Regions from separate parts of the Homo sapiens genome. Here region 2 is linked to region 1. Evidence: chromatin contacts called from ENCODE Hi-C or POLR2A ChIA-PET data. All regions are on one chromosome and are shown on one strand. The core of a region is the stretch at or near the end of the contact, and the rest is flanking DNA. Distances in the headings are between cores, read along the strand shown. Region 1 holds the start of ADO (2-aminoethanethiol dioxygenase). Region 2 has its middle 75 kb from the start of LINC02621.

Region 1 (3,555 bases), core at 321-2,820:
AACTATAAGAAAAAAAGGCATAAGGGCATGAGTGGAAAATAAACCCTATTTAACTAAGGGGTAGGGAGTGGGAGCAAGAAAACCACTTAGTATTTTGTATAGAATGGGGAAGAGAGGAAGATATTTTCATTATGGCTTTAGGATGGAAGCGCTTCAGATAGTCCCCTGCCCCATTCCTCCAAATCAAAGCCCCAGTGGCAGTGACAGTACCAGGAAACAATCTAGCCTCCCCGCCCACCCCGCCCCCATAACCGTGCCCGGCGGCTGCTGTCCAGTCGCCCGTGCTTCCCAAGGCTGCCGAGGAAGCGGCTGCTGCTCATTCCAGTAGATCCAACGCCCAGGCTAGGGGGTAGAGACACAGCCCTTGTGGTAGGGTAGGGCACGTCTTCGGCCCACCGCTCCTGGGCGCCAGTGGCTTCAAGGGAAGACCTTGGGACCTGGATAGGGTTCTCCCTCGCACCAGAAGTCATCGGCCTGTGGGGTCTCCAGGAGCCACACCTCTCGAGGCAGGTCACAGGCCGAGCTGGAGGCCTCCTTGGGCCTGACCGGCTCCAGCACCCGGTAATAGTGGCAGTCCCGGCCATCGTCCGGGTCGTAGGGCGGGGCCAGGATGTCCAGGAAGGCGGCAGGCCCTTCCACGGCGTCGATCTGGTGCAGGTTGTCCCGGTGCGGTGTGAGGATGCAGGGGCCGCTGGCCTCGGTGTACTCGGCCCGCGAACGCAGCACGCCCGGCCGCACGGCTTCTCGCTCCCGGGGCTGCAGCGGCGGCTCGAACTGCTGCTCGGGCGGCAAGGCCCGCGGCCGTTGCCCGCCGCCCGCGTCTAGCTTGTCCATGCAGCTGATGCGCACGGTGCCGTACAGCACCTTGAGCATGCCGTGCATGCCCGGGTGGTCGTGCAGCGGGATGGACGTGCCGCTCTTGAGCAGGAACACGCCCAGGCTGAAGCCGTCCGTCTCGTAGATGTGCATGTAGGTGACTGGCGGCAGGTTGGGCGGCAGCGGCTGCAGTGTGGCCTTGCGCGGGGCGATGTTCAAGTCCTCGGCGCGGAGCTGGGTCAGGAGGCTCTTCAGCTTGCTCAGGTTCTCGGGGAAGCCCGGCTGCATCGGCGCCTCCGGGCCAGAAGCCGCGTCGCGATCGGAAGCGCCGCGGCCGCCCCCGCTGCCCCGGAAGGTGAGGCAAGCCTGGCGGGCGATCCGTTGGATCAAGGAGGCCATGTTGTCTCGGGGCATGGTCGGCTGCTCCTCTGCGTGCCGGGACCGGCCCCCTCCTTTCCTCCGCCCCTTGCGGTCCCCGGCGGCCGCCACGGCTGCCCCCAGCCCGGGTCGAGGCGGGAGGCCCCGCAACCACCGGCCCGTCGGGCGCGCGGCACCGCCGCCAACCTCAGCAGCCACGCGCCCGCAACTGCCCGGCGCGCTCGCCTTGAGCCCCCTCTGAGCGCGCACGCGCACGCCCCACACCCCGCACTCACGCTCCGGGAGCAGATAGCGGCCGCGCAGACGGTGCCAGGCTTTGCCTTACGCCCGGCGCTCCATTCATGCGGCCCGCACCTACGACGGTGGCCGGGCGCCCGGGGACCCTGCGGAGCATGCCGGGACTTGTAGTCCGGCCTTCCGCTTGAGCTCTGAGATAGTTCAGTTTGTTGATTGGAAAATAGAGGAACTATTACACATGTTGGGCATAAAGCGATCTTTTTCAGGATGCAGAGGTGTTTTTCTTGTTTTAGAAAAGATGAATCGGGGTGGAAGATTAGTAGCCACTTGACTACAACTCCCGGCACTCCCCGCAGGGTGGAGTGACGCACTTCCGTCAGCTGGCCCCCGGAGTAGTGGAGGCTCTTGGCCTTCATAAGGAAAGGGGCAGGGAGGGTCGTTAACCTTCTGGCGCCGCGCTGGGGCCTGGTTAGCCATGCAGGGTCGCCTTCCTTTGGCCTTGCCCCTGGGAAGGAGGCTGTTGAGTCAGCCTTAGCTCCTCGTAGCGGCCTAGGCAGCACTGTCTCCCACGGGAATTGCAGGAGGGCGCTTTTATAATTTTGTGTTTCCTAGGAGGGGAGGGGGTCCAGGCCGTCCTCTGTGATCATCAAGGTTACTCGGCCCAGCTGGGCCCAGCTGGGCCCAGCTGTTGTTTGCATCAGGACCTGATGACGCTGCTCTTCTGGTTACAGAGCAGTATAGCTTTTTGCTGGAGAGACTTGAGAGGCCATTTACAGTGGTCGTGGATTCTGAACATACTAGTGGTTATCAAATCTTGGTTTGCCTGAGAAGGGGGAGCGGGCTTTTATAAATGCAGATTCCCTGTCGTCACCCAGAGATGGAGTTACTAGATGGTTCTGAGGCATCCTAGGAGAAATAGTGGTGTGCAACAGTCAGTTCAGTCAGTAATTGTGAAATTGTTTCACTACACAGAGGCATCCTTCTCCTTGGCGTGAACTAACTTTTGGCATAAGTAAATGACTAGAAAAGCAAGACATTAGATACTATGACTTTAAACTTAACCCTGAGTTTAAAGTCTTTTTGGATTCCAAAGCTGAACATGGGTTTCTTGTACATTTTGTAATTGGAGTGGTTCAGTGAATCCTCTCCAGTTAAAATAGGCATACTTTTTAAAGTGGATTACATAACCTGGCTAATGAGTACTCACAATATGCCAGGCACTGTGTTAAGTGCATTATATAATGAATGTTATACTATTTAATCCTTGCAGCAACTCTTAAGAGGCAGGCACTATTATTATTCCCAGATTGCAGATGAGGGAATAAGTTGTAGGATAGTGAATACTAAGTACCCAGCAAAGCATGAGCAGCAGAGCAGAAATAAGTACAGTCTTACCAAAAACAGCAGCTTGAATTGGTGTAAAAGCACCAAACGAGAGTCAGGATATTGTTGTTCCAGCCTACTGTGTGTACTTACAAGCTGTGTGTCGTTAGGCAAATCCTACCCTTTTAGGGCCTCAATTTATTCATTTGTAGAATGCCGGTGTTAAGGGAACAAAAGTTCTGAACCCTACTCATCAGAACCCCCTGGAGAGCTTAAAAAATAAAGATCTTGGGGTCACACCTCAGAGATTTTGATTCAGAAGAACTGGAGTGAAGCCTATTTTTTTGTGTGTGGTTTTTTTTTGTTTGTTTGTTTGTTTGTTTTGAGGGGTAACAAGGTTTATCGTGAAGAGCGAAATAACAAAGCTTCCACAGCTTGGAAGGGGACCACAGCGGGTTGCCCCTATGATTTATATTTAAGATGCTTCCTCAAGCAATTATTATTATTATTTTTTTTTTTGAGACGGAGTCTGGGTCTGTTGCCCAGGCGGGAGTGCACTGGTGCGATCTCGGCTCACTGCAAGCTCCGCCTCCCGGGTTCACGCCATTCTCCTGCCTCAGCCTCCGGAGTAGCTGGGACTACAGATGCCCGCCATCACACCCGCCTAATTTTTTTTTCTGTATATTTAGTAGAGACGGGGTTTCACCATGTTAGCCAGAATGGTCTCGATCTCCTGAGCTCGTGATCCGCCCCCCTCGGCCTCCCAAAGTGCTGGGATTACAGGCGTGAGCCACGGCGCTC
Region 2 (3,483 bases), core at 970-3,469, 620 kb after region 1:
TAACTGTGCCATGAATTCAGATGTCAGGTTAACCGGGTCTCTTCCTAAAGGAACCAAACCAAGAATTTTTTCCTTTGATGTCTCACCATGATTTGAAACTGAGTCAATGTCTTTGCTAAAAGCAATCTTTTTTTTTTGAGACGGAGTCTTGCTCTGTTGCCAGGCTGGAGTGCAGTGGCACGATCTCCATTCACTACTGCAACCTCCACCTCCCGGGTTCAAGCGGTTCTCCTGCCTCAGCCTCCTGAGTAGCTGGGATTACAGGTGCCCGCCACCACACCCAGCTAATTTTTGTATTTTTAGTAGAGACGGGGTTTCACCAACTTGGCCAGGCTGGTCTCGAACTCCTGACCTCATGATCTGCCCACTTCGGCCACCCAAAGCACTGGGATTACAGGCCTGAGCCACCGTGCCCAGCCTGCCAAAAGCAATCTTTGAATCAAAGCTGGAAGAACTGATGCAATCAATATTCCTTAGTTTGGGACTGACTTGGTGCCTGAGTACCAGTCAACTTGGAGGATCTGCCATACAAATTATGAGGGTTTTTTTTTTTTTAACTGTGGAGGTCCTATTTTTGATAGATTATAGAAATAAGGAGTGACAAGTCAAGCTGTCATGAGAGGAGAGTCATCTAAAGTTAGTACTGAAAACAGAAATTTGGCTGGCAAATTAGTTAGAAAAGGGAGGCAGAACAATGGGAAAATTTTTTGCAAGATTTCCTGGGAGTTGGGGATGGTGATGATGGCAGGGGCCCTGGAGTGACCGCTTACCAATTAGTGGTTTACCTGTTAACTTTGGCAGATGTTTTACCAGTGAATGGTAAGATTTCTAATTGAGCTTCAGGCAAGACTGTCTAGTGAAAACTATACTTCTATTTACTCTTCAGTAACTAACAAGGCCTGTTTTTTTCTTTACTTAGTTCTTATTTGAGATCTTGGTTAAGAAATTATAAAATATAAATAGAATATTAGCGACTTGGGTTATTTGGTTGTTGAGAAAGGGTTCTCTAGAGAAAATATAATTTCATAACTGCAGTACTTATTCAATTAGACTAGGAAGGCTCCTCAGAGGTAATCTACTTCAACCTCTTTCTGTAGGCGGAAGCCATGCTCCCAACCAATCATATTCATGAATATCCAGCCTCTGTTTGACATTATTCTTTAAGGTTGTTTGCTTTTAGAATTTTCAGCCCATTTCTTGTAAGTTCCAGTTCTAAGAAAGGCTTTTTTACATATTAAGACAACTCATTTTTCCTGAAACTTGCAATCTTTTCCACTGACTGCCTTTTGTGATTCTGATTGGTGGTGACTTTCTGGTTTTCTCTTTACCTCTGTGGGTGACTAAAGGTGATTTTTTTTGTTTTTCAGAATAATAGTAATCAACTACATAATCTCCAGAAACTGCCAGCAACTTCCAAATTCCTCTTCACATAGCTTCTCAAATACTTCATTAGAACCAGTGTGAAAAATTTAAAATACAATGTGACATTTCTCTAGTAGAATGTAAGCTTCATGAGGGAAAAGACAACGCGTCTCCTTCCTGTATTCCTAGCACCCAGTACGGCACCTGACACATAATAGTGACCTTAGAAGAATATTTAAGAGTCATTGAGTAAACATTTTGTAGAGCTGTCCATGTTTATTTTCCATTCAGTGTTTACCAGGTGTCTGCTATTTGGACAGTCACTTCATTGTTCATTAGTACATGACTTTGGTAAATATATCTCCTGTGAAGAGAAATATTATAACTACTATGGCATTCAACACTGGTATTTCAGTTACTCAACTAATCCACCCACTGATGGAGTGAACCTTGAATTAAATGCTTTGAAGAATAAAGTGAATCTTGATAAAAATCAAAGGCTGAAGAAATCTTGTTTGACAGAAGGCATGAACAAAAATGCTAAAATTAATACTGTTTGTGGAGAAACACTCATTCCACCGCAGACTAAATGGAGTTCATGAGTATCAAAATGCCTATGTGATCAAAAGGCAGAAACAGCTTCTTTTTACTAGGTCTGTTAATATTCCAGGACTCATAATATTGTGCCTACATGAGCACCTGTGTTTGTGGTAACTCAAAGTATTTGAACACCTTATCTCATCCAACCTCAAATTTCCTGTGAGGTATTTAAGCACCGAGAGCTCTTGGTACTGTTTTCAAGATGAAGCAGATGAATTAGAGAGGCTGTTCACACACCAAATTTCACAGAAGCCTATGGAGGAAATGACGGGGAGACTTACCAGTTAACACCCAGTTGCAGAAATCAATGTCAGAGCTTGAAAGGACCTTATAAACCCCTGATCCAATGTGGACTTTCCTAGTAAGACTTCTGTTTGCAGTGACTTGGTTCATTTCACCAACCACAAGAATTTTAAGTAATTTTTAATCATAAAAGTAACATAGAACATAGTAATACATATATACGTACATACATGATACAGAAAGGTATCAAAAAACAAAAACATATATTACTTCCTCCTCTAACATTCCAGTGCCAGTTTCCAAAGATTCCTATTACCCAGAGGTAACCACTGTTAATAATTTTTAATGTATATTTCCAAAAATTTTTTATGCATTTAGAAATGTGTGCATGTGGGTGATGGGTGCACCAAAATCTCAGAAATCACCACTAAAGAACTTACTCATGTAACCAAACACCATGTGGTCCCCCAAAAACCTATTGAAATAAATAAATAATAACATAATAAAGACTTAATAAAAAGTAAAATAAAAATGTGTACATGTATACATACACGCAATGACAGTTGGTCCTCAAATAACATCATTCCATTCAGTGTCATTTCATTATACTGTTGATTGGAAAAAAATTGATTTCTGCCCGGGGCCCCTGTCTGTGTGGAGTTCCCATGTTCTCCCCATGTCTGTGTGGGTTTTCTCTGGGTATTCTGGTTTCCTCCCACATCCCAAAGATGTGCATGTCAGGTGAATTGGTGTGTCTACATTGTCCCAGCCTGTGTGGGTGTGTGTGTGAGGTGCCCCCTGCTAGGGTATGGCGTCCTGGCCAGGGTGGCTTCCGCTTTGCACCCTGAGCTGCTGGGGTGGACTCTGGCCACCCTCAACCCTCATCTGGAATAATTGGGTAATAATTATCTTGTTTTTATTAATCTTTCTTAAAAGTATATATAGTTCGCATTTATTTCAGTGTTTAATATTAGAAGTGTTTTACTCTTTAGAAGTTTGGTGATGTTTTTGTGACCAGAAATATGCCATAGGAACTTAGCTCTTGTTTATATCAATTAGCCTGCAGTAATTTGGTTCCATTGTGTGTTTCCTTAAAGCTGAAGTTTCCAAGTACCTACTGATGACGTTAAGTGAGGACTTAACTTGTGTGTTGCAGCTCCTATTAAATTGCTGCACTTGGAAGCATAGTAGTCATTTCAAACTTTAAAAAGATCTTCTGCTATTCTGTTCCAATTCTGACCTTCTCACAGTTTTATTCATCTAGTAAACACCAACTCG

Evidence for each region. A loop is a pair of places that touch in the nucleus more often than their neighbours do. ChIA-PET counts read pairs that join two places held with the same protein, here RNA polymerase II (POLR2A). Pooled maps may share reads with other maps.
Region 2: a loop to region 1 is called in a pooled map, with 5 times the contacts of the local background. The contact joins the enhancer-like site here to the promoter of ADO in region 1. A Hi-C loop is called at or near these places in 4 of 168 maps with a recorded cell type or tissue (CD4-positive, alpha-beta T cell, CD8-positive, alpha-beta T cell and naive thymus-derived CD4-positive, alpha-beta T cell) and 10 of 50 pooled maps. POLR2A ChIA-PET finds 5 or more read pairs at or near these places in 1 of 52 experiments (CD4-positive, alpha-beta T cell).

What each region holds. Positions count from the first base shown.
Region 1 is chr10:62,802,735-62,806,289 of GRCh38, reverse strand. ADO (2-aminoethanethiol dioxygenase) reads right to left here and starts at 1,570. Exons shown (of 1, transcript NM_032804.6): 1 at 1-1,570. The coding sequence starts at 1,230. The coding sequence ends at 418. RefSeq lists enhancers at 966-1,085, 1,556-1,815 and a silencer at 1,266-1,515.
Region 2 is chr10:62,182,272-62,185,754 of GRCh38, reverse strand. It overlaps a transcript of RTKN2 not described here. Among named protein-coding and RNA genes, the nearest start is that of LINC02621, 75 kb to the left of the region's middle. Within about 2 kb of position 2,219, at least 5 of the 41 ENCODE cell types and tissues checked have a DNase peak (open chromatin) inside an H3K27ac peak, as active enhancers do; they include CD4-positive, alpha-beta T cell and CD8-positive, alpha-beta T cell, where a contact is called at or near this core.